Linked DNA regions of Homo sapiens: region 2 is linked to region 1. The links are chromatin contacts, found by Hi-C or POLR2A ChIA-PET in ENCODE. All regions are on one chromosome and are shown on one strand. Each heading gives the region's core, a stretch centred on a gene start or an enhancer-like site at or near the end of the contact. The rest is flanking DNA. Distances are from core to core; before and after follow the strand shown.

What was found. A loop is a pair of places that touch in the nucleus more often than their neighbours do. ChIA-PET counts read pairs that join two places held with the same protein, here RNA polymerase II (POLR2A).
Region 2: a loop to region 1 is called in a map of A673, with 2.2 times the contacts of the local background. The contact joins two enhancer-like sites. A Hi-C loop is called at or near these places in 3 of 168 maps with a recorded cell type or tissue (A673, Calu3 and endothelial cell of umbilical vein). POLR2A ChIA-PET finds 5 or more read pairs at or near these places in 1 of 52 experiments (WTC11).

Annotation. Positions count from the first base shown.
Region 1 is chr5:145,243,930-145,250,506 of GRCh38, forward strand. It overlaps a transcript of PRELID2 not described here. Among named protein-coding and RNA genes, the nearest start is that of PRELID2, 590 kb to the right of the region's middle. Within about 2 kb of position 1,607, at least 2 of the 41 ENCODE cell types and tissues checked have a DNase peak (open chromatin) inside an H3K27ac peak, as active enhancers do.
Region 2 is chr5:145,686,448-145,693,257 of GRCh38, forward strand. It overlaps a transcript of PRELID2 not described here. Among named protein-coding and RNA genes, the nearest start is that of PRELID2, 150 kb to the right of the region's middle. Within about 2 kb of position 2,949, at least 3 of the 41 ENCODE cell types and tissues checked have a DNase peak (open chromatin) inside an H3K27ac peak, as active enhancers do.

The DNA.
Region 1 (6,577 bases), core at 357-2,856:
TTTCTTGTTTGTTTGTTTATTTGTTTGTTTGTTTTTTGAGATGGAGTCAGTCTTGCTCTGTTGCCTAGGCTGGAATGCAGTGGCACAATCTCAGCTCACTGTAACATTTGCCTCCCCAGTCTCAAGCAATTCTCCTGCCTCAGGCTTTCGAGTAGCTGGGACTACAGGCACAAACTACCCTGCCCAGATAATTTTTTGTATTTTCAGTAGAGACGGGGTTTCAGTATGTTGGCCAGGCTGGTCTTGAACTCCTGACTTCAAGTGATCCACCCACCTTAGCCTCCCAAAGTGCTGGGATTATAGGCCTGAGCCACCACGGCTGGCCCCAACTTTTTTGTAACATGCATTTCACTCTTAATATACTTGCCCAGTCCTCTACTTTCCTCGAAACTGACAGCTTTTTGAGGACACAGACCACTTGTACTCCCTGTCTGCTACCCTATTCCAAGTATTTAGCAAAGTGCCTGGCGGGTGGCAGGTGCTCCTCGAACATCTACAAAGTGAAGAATGTTTGGCATGGTGGCCTGAATTGAAGGTACAAAAAGATGCAGTGACACAGCCTTGGGGGAATGAACAGGAGGGAAAGGCTGTTATGAGACCATATTCCCTGGAGTAGAATAATGGTGAAGACTCACTACAGTTTCACGGCACACAGACCCAGGGACTCAAGTATTTTCTACAGGGAGACTCTTCATTTGCATTATTCCCCAATTTCAACTCATAGTAAGTAAAATTTCTTCATAGCAGGGAAGGTCTTAAATGAATTTAGATAATATATTTAAATATGTTACTCAAATATGTAAAATTTAATATCTAACCATTAACTTTGGGAATTGCTGTTACTTACTGAAGTCCAATTCAGATCAGAGTTAATTTCACCCTAATTTTCTTTTACATGCAAAAAAATTTTGCCTATCCACAGTTCTACCTAGAATAAAATCAGCACTGCAGTATATGAGTCTTCCTCAGGATTTACTCCACATAAAAGAAAACAGAGTTGTTATTTTTAAAATTTATATTTCTTCTCTGACTCATTTCCAAAGTATTCAAAGCATCTCTTTTTGTTCCGGCACATTTTTCTCTTTATGTTATTTTTATTTTAAACTAATGGTTATGATACTTCATTGACGTCACTATAGCAAAAAGATTAAGAGAAAGCTTTCTTCTAACTAAAATATTTCTTTAACCCACTACAAAACTCTTAAAGCTAGATACTAATATGTCCTGTAATTAAGAAATGAGCTTCCCAATAGGATTTATTTTCATAGATTTAGATTCAATGCCAAGAAGCTACAGTTTAAACTGTCACAGTGCCCAATAGTAAAAACTTGCAAATCCTCAGAGACCAATTTTAAATAAATTTGTATTTCAGAAAAAAATAAAGTGCAATGAAGATATCCTTCTATTCCTTCTGTTACCCTCACTTCCACCCAAAGTAAGGCAGACACGGAAAGAGAAAGTGAGCGGGTAGAAAAGAAAGAGAAAGAGAGAGAGAGAGAGAGAGAGAGCACATTAATATCCAAAAAACATTACACTTGGTTTTGCTGTGAGAACTTTGACGTGGTTTTTCTGGCTAGGCCTGCTCCTCTGAAGTCCAAAGCAGTTACAATTCCATTCCCTAGGGTGCCTGCAGTTAACTTAAGAGTGAGAAAAAGAATGAATGACAAGGTCAGGGGTCCTGATTAGATTCTTCTCCGCTGCCCTGAAGGACTAAGGATGACTGCAGAAGGCAGGAAAAATCCTTCCTGTTGATTCAAAAGAAACGGAAGTTCAGTGGATTCAAGCAGCTCTTAAATGTAATAGTTAACAGCACAGGTTTTGGAATGAGACCCCGTATTAGTTGTGTGAATTTGGGTATTTCACATAATCTCTCTGAGCCTCATTCTCTTCAGCGTAAAATACAGAGGATGATTCTTCCTCTCACTAGACTGTGCATGTCAATGTAAAAAGCACCGTGGCACTCAACACATTTTTATTTTTGTTTTTGTTTTTTTTTAATTATACTGCCTTCAGCTAATCTTCTAAGAATCCTCTGGAAAGAGGACAGGGGAGGTCAGGAAACTCCCAAATTGTCTTAATTTGGGACACAATGAAACAGATCAACTGCACTTACAAGGACCTTGAACTGAGGAAACGAGATTTTACTTAGAATACACAAAATCGAAGTGAAGAAATTCGATTAACAACAATAAACCTGGTAAATGGGAGGATCAATGAAATTCTGTTTTATCCTAATTAATGTCACGTGTCTTTCTAAGAAAATCAGAGACAATAACCCCTACCGCCAAAAAAGATGTAATAGAGAGTATAGCTTCTGACAGCCTAGACTGCAGAAGCGTGGGGTTTAGAGGAAAGTTTTAAAATCACATTCACTATTTTGTTTATCTGATACATTTTTATTAAGTACCGGGGATATAATAGTGAATCAAAATGACATGGCCTTTGCTTCAAGGCTCTTACATTCAAATGGGGGAAGAGAGTGATAAATATGTAGTTGTACAAATAAAAAAATGTAAAGATACTGTAACCACTCTAAGATAAAAGTGTGGTATATTAATAGGTATTCTAGTTTAGATTGAGAAAGCCTCTCTGGGGAAAGGCAATTATATTCTTTCCTTCCTTCCTTCCTTCCTTCCTTGGCATGGGCTCTCCCAAGGCTAATCTTGTGATAAAAGCCTATGCATGAATAGTTTATTAAGGAGCAGGTATGAGAGACATGGTAAGAGAAAGAGAGCCAGTACAAGTTTACATTATCAAATTTGCCACTGCTCTACGAGACGGAAACTGCCTTTGCAAAAATGATAACTAAGGAAATTATGACAGTGAAAAAGATGAAACCTAACCAACTCCATCTTGCTTCTAACCTTTAATCTGTCCTTGTTCATTCCTGGGTGTAGGCCAAACTAACCTAGGGAAGAAATTTAGTGTATGGTTTGACTCTGAAACAAAATTGATAATGGCCCTTTCCGGAAAAGACCCTCTTCTTTCCTGGGGACCAGTCTGCCTTTGCAGGACTAACAAATTAGCTACAAGATGAGAAATTATGGTTTAGGGGTTATGCAGCCTCTGGCTGCAAGAGTCTGAACCTCCCAAATTGCTCCTGTGGATAATATCACTATTGTAAAACTTCAGATCAGTGCTTGAGATATTTTGCAGACTCTTCACTCAGTGAATCAGCTGACACCACACCCAGACTTATAATCTGACTCAACCAGTTCTGTGATCCCACCCAGGAACAGAAGACAGCAAGAAAACTTCACTTTGACCCCGTTTGATTCCATCTGCAACGTGACCAATCATCACTCCTCAATTCCCGAGCCCCTACTCACCAAATTATCTTTAAAAACCTGATCCCCAGATGCTGGAGACTGATTTGAGTAATAATAAAACTCCGGTCTCCCACACAGTCAACTCTGTGAATTACTCTTTTCCATGACAATTCCCCTGTTTTGACAAATTGGCTCTGTCTAGGCAGCAGGCAAGGTGAACCCACTGGGTGGTTACAAGACAAGTGGCTGCTTAGGCCACAGTGCCAGGTGAGAAGTCTTAGGAAATGCCTCTTTGAACCATCTTCTGAAAAAAGAACAGAAAAGGATTTTTCTATGGTCTTCTGTCCTACATTACTCAAAGGTTGCTCTGTATATGCTAACTTCCCCAAATCCTGGGTTGCACATACATGAGTGGCTAGTATTGAATGCCAATCAGGCATGCCCAGGCCTGCAGCAGAGAAGTCCCTGGGCAAAGCAAGAAGTATAGAGAATGGTTCCCAAACAAGGTACTGCCATTTGCACACAGATAAAGCTGTCCCCCAAACAGGAGCTAGAATTAGAAGAAAGGCCAAGAAAATCTGACATGGACCAGACAAGTGTTCTGATGTACCTCCTGTCTCTGAGACATCCTACATTCTAGTTCAGATTAGTCACTCAGTACGTTTTTATCATGTCTCTTTATTATACTGGCCTCAGCTAATCTGAGGCCAAAACTTGCTAGTGGTTCCCTGTTACCTGCCTAAAAAAGGGCCAAACACTTCAATATGAAGTCAGGGATTATCAACATTTGGAGAGTAGCTAGAGTCACAGGCGTCCCTGAAGAAAATCATAACTAATATACCTTGTGAAATATTTAAATGTGTCCAACAGTAGGGAAGTAGTTTGATAGATAATAATAAAATATAAAATAGCTATTAATAATGATACTTCAACAAAATCATAAAGGTAGAACTGCTCAGGATGTAACAGTAAGTACAAATGCAAAATTCCTATATTTTCATTCCTTCGTTCCCCCCCCTTCTTAACCCTCGTATATGTATGGGGGAAAGAGGCCCTTGGTAAAACGGAATAAAGATACAAACATGCTTATGTTGTTCTCTTTGCTTAAGTGTAGTTTTTCAAATTTTGTACCATAGGTTGGTTTTATTTTATAATTTAAAAATATTAACTTAAAATTATGATTATAAAAATGTAAAACATATTTCAATAGAATGAGAAGCCAGCTCTGAGTTGATGTCAGAAGAGAATCTGGGAGTCAAAAATATTGCTGCTCTAAGTTTATTCTTGGCCATTCTTTGTAAAATCATATAAGTTGGCCAGGTGCAGTGGCTCACACCTATAATCCCAGCACTTTGGGAGGCCAAGGCAGGCAGATCAAAAGGTCAAGAGATCGATCGAGAACATCCTGGCCAACATGGTGAAACCCCATCTCTAATAAAAATACAAAAATTAGCTGGGCATGGTGGTGCACACCTGTAGTCCCAGCTACTTGGGAGGCTGAGGCAGGAAAATCACTTGAACCCAGGGGGTGCAGGTTGCAGTGAACCGAGATCTCACCACTGTACTCCAGCCTAGCAACAGAGCGAGATTCTATCTCAAAAAAGAAAAAAATCACGTAAGTTTTTCTGCACTCTGGCATTGTCTCCTCATCTTAATCCCTAGGGAGCCAAACTCACTGAAGCAATAATCAGGTGCCAACAACTAAATTTCAGAAGGAAATGTCTCAGGGACTACAGTAAAAATTTTCAGTGCCAGCCTATTATTTGAGGCTATCACGTGTTTCACTTATATAACCTCAATAAATATTATGCTGATGTTCGTTCAGATTTAGAAGCTTTTTTCATCCTATTGCTACCAGCATATTTTCTGCACATTAATAAGCATCACATTTTATATGAAATATGACCCTCATTTTTAAACAAATTACAAAGCCACAAATTAGCTATTTGCTGAAGAATAGAGAAACTTAGAATTCTCATGTCTTTGCTTTTGCAACAAGCCCAAAAGAGATGAAGCTGATTATTTAACATGCCCCTTCCCGGCACACAAGCTCTTGTTAGTCAATAACTATTTTGCTGTCATTTTTTCTATGCTTCTGCAAATTTTAAACCTTTTCATTCATCCATTATTATTAGTTGATAAGATTAATTTGGTAGTATTTGGGCAGTCTGATCCTTATACTCAATTTTGAATATTTTGAATATATAATACTGTCCTATAATTACCTTCTAAAATCCTCAGAGGATTGGACAATGGACTGTTACATTCCCATAGTCTATTTTCCCCTTTTACCAATGAAAGCCAAAATACTTGTTTTTTTCTTTCTAGAGTTTTGTCCATTCCAAATAGAATTATATTTTTTCTTCTCTACATAAATCTAGGAATATTGCAACGGTTGCCAGGAGAAATAAATTACAGTGTTAGGCTGCAAATCTGTAGGTTTAAAGGTTCACCTTCCTTCAACATTATTTTAAAGGGAAAATACTATATTTCAGCCAGCAGAGAAGACAGGTTCTTGGTTTTATTCTCTAGTATTAAGCTCAGTTCTCTGTTTTGTAATGCCTAAAGGGATATTATGATTCTTTACAGAAAAAAGACATAATTTTAAATCCTTGTGCTTTGGCTGAATGAAGAGTGAGGTGATAGAACCTGGTGGAGGGAGGGGCAATAGGGGAGTGGGAGGGTTCCATTCTTTGTCAGTATAGTTTCCATGCCTCTCCCTCTCTCTCTCTCTCTCTGTCTCTCTCTCTCTCTCTCTCTCTCTCTCCTTTTGATGCATAGCCAATTGCAATCTGCACACAATTTAGATGAAGACATTTAACTGAATATCCAAAACCTAAATTTTCTTTTCTTTATAGATCTAGAATTTTTCAACGATGTTGCTTTTGTAACATACAGTTTGGGAAGGCAATATTATTGGATAAGGTTTTGTGTTCTTTCAGGGGAGAAACCATTACTCTTTAGAATTACAATGATCAATGTTGAAAGATATTCTCAAATACACACAGACAACCTTCGTCAGCATGAATTATGTGGGGGCAAGAATCAGGTTTGCAATATGCAGTATTTTGCTCAAAGGACTTTCACCTAATATATCTGAGTTGATGAGTATTTTATAGTCAGCAATACATTAAACATATTTGTAAGAAGCTTATTCTGTGCCAATGGTGCTAGAATTCAGAGTTTCTGACTTCATTCAAAATGCAAGTGTTTGAACCAAGCCAACAGCTTCAGAGGGAATCAGTGTAGTATAAAACATGGCTAAAAAGAAGCTGCTGACTGACCAACTTGCGATCAAATCATTGATA
Region 2 (6,810 bases), core at 1,699-4,198, 440 kb after region 1:
ACAAGATCTAAACAGGGGAAGGGTCTTTCCCCAGCCCCACCTAAAAACGTCTTCTAATCCCACTTTTGGAACAGCAGAAGAAACATTCAACCAGAAATAAGAAAGCTGTGAAAAGGCAGAGTCCATTTAGGGTTAGTTTGAAGACTATTTGTGTGCGTGTTTTTTTAAAACAACATCTGGACAAATTTTAAAATGTACTTGTGGTCCCATTCATGAAACGGGAAGCAGACCATGGGCTCAGAGCACCAATTACTTGCCCTTTTGTTTCCGCCATTTCTTGGAGAAAATTTAGTGAGCTAACTTGCAGCATGTCAATATAATAAAGTACCCAACATCTGGGTAAATTATAGATTAGCTGCAGTAATTGTTCAGCTTTTAAAAAGAATTTTCCAAATAAAAAATTTTTTCTTTAATTTTAATGCATTTTGTTCAATGTCCTATAGTTTTGAAAAATGCATCATAATAGAACTGAAATGATCTTATGGCATTTTACCCACATTTGATCTAATTTCCCTAATGATTTTTCCAGCTCTTCTATTAAAGCAAGACAAATTGTCATCTAGAGAGATGATGACAAAAAAGTATGAAAATAATTACAGGTTTTTTTTAATTTGTCACTCAGACTTGGAGATGCTAAATGATGACCAAGAAGATCACCAGGTTAACCTGGAAGAAGGTGTTCTCTCTGGTTATTACCATGTCAATACTACTGTTATTTAACAACCTGGCAGTGTTAATGGGACTCTTCTTCTGGGGATGAAACTATGGGGGGTCTTCTGACCTCCAAGTCTCTTGGCAGCTTTTAAGAGAAAAATGCACAAGACATGTGGTCAGGAAAGCCGGGTCCCAGTCTTAGCTCTGCCATTTGCTTCCTGCATGGCCTTAAAAAGCACATCGTCAAAAGACAATCAGACAAACCCAGGTTGAGATTCAATCTACAAGATAACTGGCCTGGACTCTTCAAAAATATCAATGTCATGAAAGTCAAGGAAAGGCCTAGGAACTTATTCTTGAATAAAGACAAATAAAGAAATATGACCACTAAAATGCAACATGTGATCCTGGACTGGATCCTGGATCAGAAAATAAAAGTGCTATAAAGGACATGATTAAATCAACTAACAAAATTGTCATTCTTTTGTTTATCGATGTGTTACCTTTCAGATTGTCTCTTTCCAGTAGAAACTCCATGACAGCATGGACATTTTCTAATGTATTTGCTTATGCATCACTAGCATTTAGGGGATGCTCAATGATTTTTTTAATGACTAAATGAATAAATGAGTAGAATCAGATCTGTCAATCCAATCATTGTCCACAAACTACCAGTATTTCCTAACTTTAAATCAATTAAATATTTAGATGCTTTAAATCAATTACCTCATTTAAATAAATAAAGTCAGTGCTATTAGTCCCATTTTACAGATTAATAAACTAAGAATCTTATCAAGGTTTCTATCTCCCAGTGAAACTAGAGGCAAAGCCAAGATTTAAATCAAGTTCAGACTCCCAAGTCTTTGTTTCTTCATTGCATGGTGCAGCCTCAGAAAAGCACTCACATTCACAATCTTCTCCTCTGATCCAATGCCTCTCATTGGCATCCTGAAATCATATATGCAAGGGCTTGACAAGGTTTCATTTTCTTCTGCCACTTGTCTTTGACACGATGCCTTCAGCTGCTGTGGGTGATGGGAAGGCTTTTAACCTGGTGAATCAGTAGCTGATCCCTGTCCACCTTCATCAGCGGTGTGACACATGGCAGCCTCAGAGACATCTCAGGTCTTTAAGGCATCTTGTTTGTTGCCCTCCAGTCTGACTTTGGCAATTTTCACAACATTAACTTGTCCTTTGGATGAAAGATAAAACCCTCGGTAGTCACTTAGGGCGTGACTTGCATCAGCAGTAATGGTAACTGGAGTTTTGTCCTTACTTCATAAAAGTAAAAAGAAAGCATGGAAATTTTCTAAGGAAGTCCTCGTCAAATATTTATTCAGCTACCTATTGAGTTCTAGGCATTGCTCTCAAGCAGCTTGCAGTCCAGTGACAGAAACAGATAATCAAACAATATATGCCATCAGAAAGCAAGTACAGCATACCACAGGAAAGGGGGAGAAGCCAAAAAAGGTTTGGGACATGACATCTCTGCTGATGCATAAATAATACCTAGAGTTACCCAGTTAAAAGGGTAGAAGATGTCAATGTTCTTAGCAAAAGAAACTGTACATTTAATGGCCTGATCATGACAGAGCATGACACATTGGAAGAACTTAAGGAAGACCCATGTACCTAGAGCGTAAGGTGCAAACTTGCAAACGATGCAACTATAAAATCAGGCAGGAGGCAAAGGTATGGACCTTCTTCTAAAGGCAATGGGAAGCCAATATTAATTTTCTATCAGAATGATCTTCAGGCTTCATTGGAATAATGGCAAGACAATTCAGGTAGACTGAGACTGTTTCAATCAGTCTAGTCAAGAAATAAAAACTGCACCAGTTATTTTAACAAAAATAATTGAATGTAAAGAATTGTTAGCAAGGTATTGGACAATTGGGAGATCCAAAAGGAGATACTGAGATATCATAAGCATAGCAACTACAGGAAGCAGCTACTACTTCAATGGCTGGGAAAACAAAGAGAAGAGGTTGGTATTATTAAAAAGTATAAATTTGGAAAAGGGCCGCTGGAGAGATCAAGCCCAAACCTCTGAGGAGAGGAAGCTGCCTGGCTGGTGCTTATTTCCCAGGAGTTCAGAGGGTCCAGCAAAGCTGGGATTTAGGCTTCCCAGGAGAGGCCAGTTGGCAAGAGCTGATGTCTCCAAGAGACCTCCGTGAGGCAGGTCCTTAGAGTGTTAAAAAAAAGAAAAACTGCAAATAGGAACCAACTGCTGCTACTAGAAGCAAGTGACACTGCCAAGGAGAAGAAGCATTGCTACGTTACAGAAACAGAAAGGAACAAGGCCCTGTTCCTCCTCTAGTTTCACATCTTCTTCCAGCTTCCTCTCTCTCATTGGCAAAGCCTACCGGGGAGCCAACCAGCAAAGGAGAAATGTGGTTTGCAGAGTTCCAGCCCCAGTATCAAAAAGCCAAGTAACAAAGATGACTTTGAGCTGAGAAACAATAGCTTAGTATTCAACACATCAGAGGTTTGCAGGCTTCTGTCTCCATAAATACCTTCCTGACAGCTCTGGGGATAGGACCAAACTGAGAGCCATGGATTTAAGCAAGCTCCAGGGAGAGGGGAGCAAAAAAAGGAGATGAAGCCCACCCAACAGTCAGAATAAGAGGGAGGAATCTGAGCATTCAGAAGATCATGGCAGCCCTATTTCTACTGCCCACTGGAAGGGCACAGCCCAATCGGGGGCAGTCTGAGGCCACATAGAGCAAAGGACAATTTATCCTCAGGGCCTTGCATCTCCATTTACTACTCCCAGTGTGGGGCCCCTTACCAAACTCCAGCTTTTCTAAACAATGGCTCTTTGGTAATCCTGGAATACTTTTAAGTGCCGTTCACCTTACTTCCAGTTTCCTTCTGTGGGGGTCTTTTTTTTTTTTTTTTTTTTTGAGACAAAGTCTAGCTTCATGGCCCAGGCTGGAGTGCAATGGTGCAATCTCCACTCACTGCAACCTCCACCTCCCGAGCTCAAGCAATTTTAGTGCCTCAGCCTCTTGAGTAGCTGAGATTACAGGTGCACACCAAACCACGCCCGGCTACTTTTTGTATTTTTAGTAGAGATGGGATTTCACCATGGTGCCCCCGGCCGGTCTTGAACTCCTGAGCTCAAGTGATCCACCCACCTTGGCTTCCCAAAATGCTGGGATAACAGGCCACAGCCACCGCATCTGGCGAGGGGATCCTCTTCCCTAACCCTTCATGCTTAGGGTGAAGTTCCAATTCAGTTTAGCAGTGGAATATATGACAGCCTTGAGCCAATCAGAACGCCACGTGTTTCTGGCCACGGTGATTGGTTCAGGGTGTTTAGGTGATCCAGTGAAACCCAATGAGACTAAGAAAGGGACTGTTCTCCATCTGAAACTTAAACTGCCATTAAAGAGTAGGGGAACTCCTGCAGCTACATGACAACCACAAGAGGCAAGCTTGTTTGAATATAGGGATGCTACATCAACATGGAGAGCACAAAATCCAGAAATGGGTCCTGGTGCCGTCATTTGAGGTCCAAGCTGTAACTGAAGCCAAACGTACTGTCAGGCCTTTTCAGTAGGGTGATTACTGCATTTCCTTTTTTATTTAAGCCACGTGAAGTGAGATTTTCTTTCACTCACTATGAAAAGATGCAGTCCAAAAAGATATAGCCCCTGTTTCTTGCACTTGTCTCTCTGCTCTTTCCCTATGTGCAAGATAACCTTTCCTTGCCCTGCTTTTAGATCACAGTGCTAGCAGGAACATGACTTCACGCAATAGGAAATAACAATATTAAGCAAATGAAAATTGTTCAGCCTCACTAGCAATCAAAGAAATGCAAATTACAATGATCTCATCCTGATTAGATTGTCTCCCTAAAAAAAAAAAACTTTAAAAATTATAATAGCCAACTCCAACAAAGTTATGATGAAATAGGTACATTTATGCACTGCATGTGATGGTGTAAATTGTGACACCTATTTTGGAAATTGTTTATAATAATCTTGTCAACTCTCTTTTGCCTATAACTGTTACTTAAATCTTGCACTGTGAGTTCTTTACATGTTTTTAGCTCAACTCCCCAAAAAGACAGGAGGTTCCTGGAAGCTCTCATTTTTATAACCATTCAACAACGTTTCAGCCAACAAATATTTACTACCAACTAGAAAGTGGAAACTATGCATAGCAGCTAACATAGGACCAAGCACAGTTGCTGGTGGTCTTGCTGGGAATATATACACTTAAAGGAATGAGAAGTAGAGCCAAGGCTAGCCACAAATGAATCAATCAAGCCTAACCGTAGAATCCCACACAGCTTCAGTAATTATCTAAGACTCGGCCGGGCGTGGTGGCTCACACCTGTAATCCCAGCAAGTTGGGAGGCCGAGGCAGGGGGATCACGAGGTCAGGAGATCGAGACCATCCTGGGTAACACAGTGAAACCCGGTCTCTACTAAAAATACAAACAAACAAACAAACAAAAATTCCAGGTGTGGTGGCACGTGCCTGTAGTCCCAGCTACTCGGGAGGCTGAGGCAGGAGAATTGCTTAAACCTGGGAGGCGAAGCTTGCAGTAAGCCGAGATTACGCCACTGCACTCCAGCCTGGGCGACAGAGTGAGACTCCATCTCAAAAAAAAAATTACCTAAGACTCCTGGGTTTTCACAGAGTCCAAAAATCTTAATCAAAAGACAGCCAGTGGTTGGCCTCAGTTGTTCCTTCATGGAGCCCAAGATTGACCAGAAGAAGGGCTACTTCTCTAGCACCTCAGGATCCTGTCTCCAGCAGCACAGAACACCCTACTGAATACCCTGAATACTCCATGCTGTTTCATGCCTCTGTGCCTTTGACCACCTTCTTCTTTTGTCTGGAATACCACCCTGGCCACCTGATGAATGCATCCTTCAAGACCTATCACAAGCGAGTCCTCCTCTATGATGCTTGCTTGAATCCCCTCCCTCCCTGATTGCAGCTGATGCTGTTACCTGCTCTTATCGTTATCTGTGACACTATCTCATGATTTCAAATACTCATTTACCTGGCTCATATTTTCACAATGCCACACACTCCTTGAGGTTCTCATTCATCTTTCTATGCCGGCATTTATAACAGTGCTGAGCACATAGTATGCTCAATTAATGCTTATTGAGTTGATTGGTAAATAGATTTTAAACTGATCGTACTTGAATGTTTTTGAGAGTTGCAGTCGATGGGACAGGAAAGGTTTATATGTATTTTTGTCCAGCCAATTCTACAAGCTTATGTGTACATGGAGGTACACACACACACACAAACACACACATACCCCCTAGGCCTCATGTGTAACCCTGCTGTGTGTTTCTGAATATTAGCAAAGGGAATACTTGACCAGCTGGAGCCTTTCTCCAGGAATAGCTCCATGCATCAATCAGAAGAGTCTGAGTTGACACCAAGAGGTAAAAATGCTCAGTGTTTTCACCCAAAAGGTGACATTTTGTCTAACAATGTTAATTTTGCACCATAAACACTTTTTATACTACAAAAAAAATCAAAGTAAATGCCTGTCAGGTCGACAATTACAAATGGCAAAGGAGTGATTAATTCCTGCAAGAGTGAACTTGAATTATACCAAAAGACAAGTATTTAAAAAACAATTTGACATAGATTAATTAGCTCTGTGTCTTCATAAAGCAAGATCTTTGTTTGGCTTCAAGTGCACTCCAGTTTCTTTAATGTTAAGTATACAGATTTGCTTTATTTTACTTGCTCAGTTTTTGCCTGAATTTTTATCCTGAATTTTCCATCATTATTTATAGCTCTTCCCACAGTCAAAATGCCTCAGTTTAGGAACACATTTTCACTCATACATGGTTACCAAGTGGATTTCTAGCAGAAGCAACCATTTGAAAATAAGAAGAGAAAATACAGGTGTACGTCACCTAAAGAAATTCATGAAGGTACTGCCTCAAACTACAGCTGTACAGAACTAAAAAATTATGCACTTTTAAAAATTGTTCCTCATAAATTCCTTAAATTACCTACTTTTGTTGAACTTTGTTCCTAGGGAAAAATAAATAAATAAATCTTTTTTTTTTTTTTTGAGACAGGGTCTGGCTCTTTTGCCCAGTCTAGAATCCAGTGGTGTGATCTCAGCTCACTGCAACCTCTGCCTCCTGGGCTTAAGTGATCCTT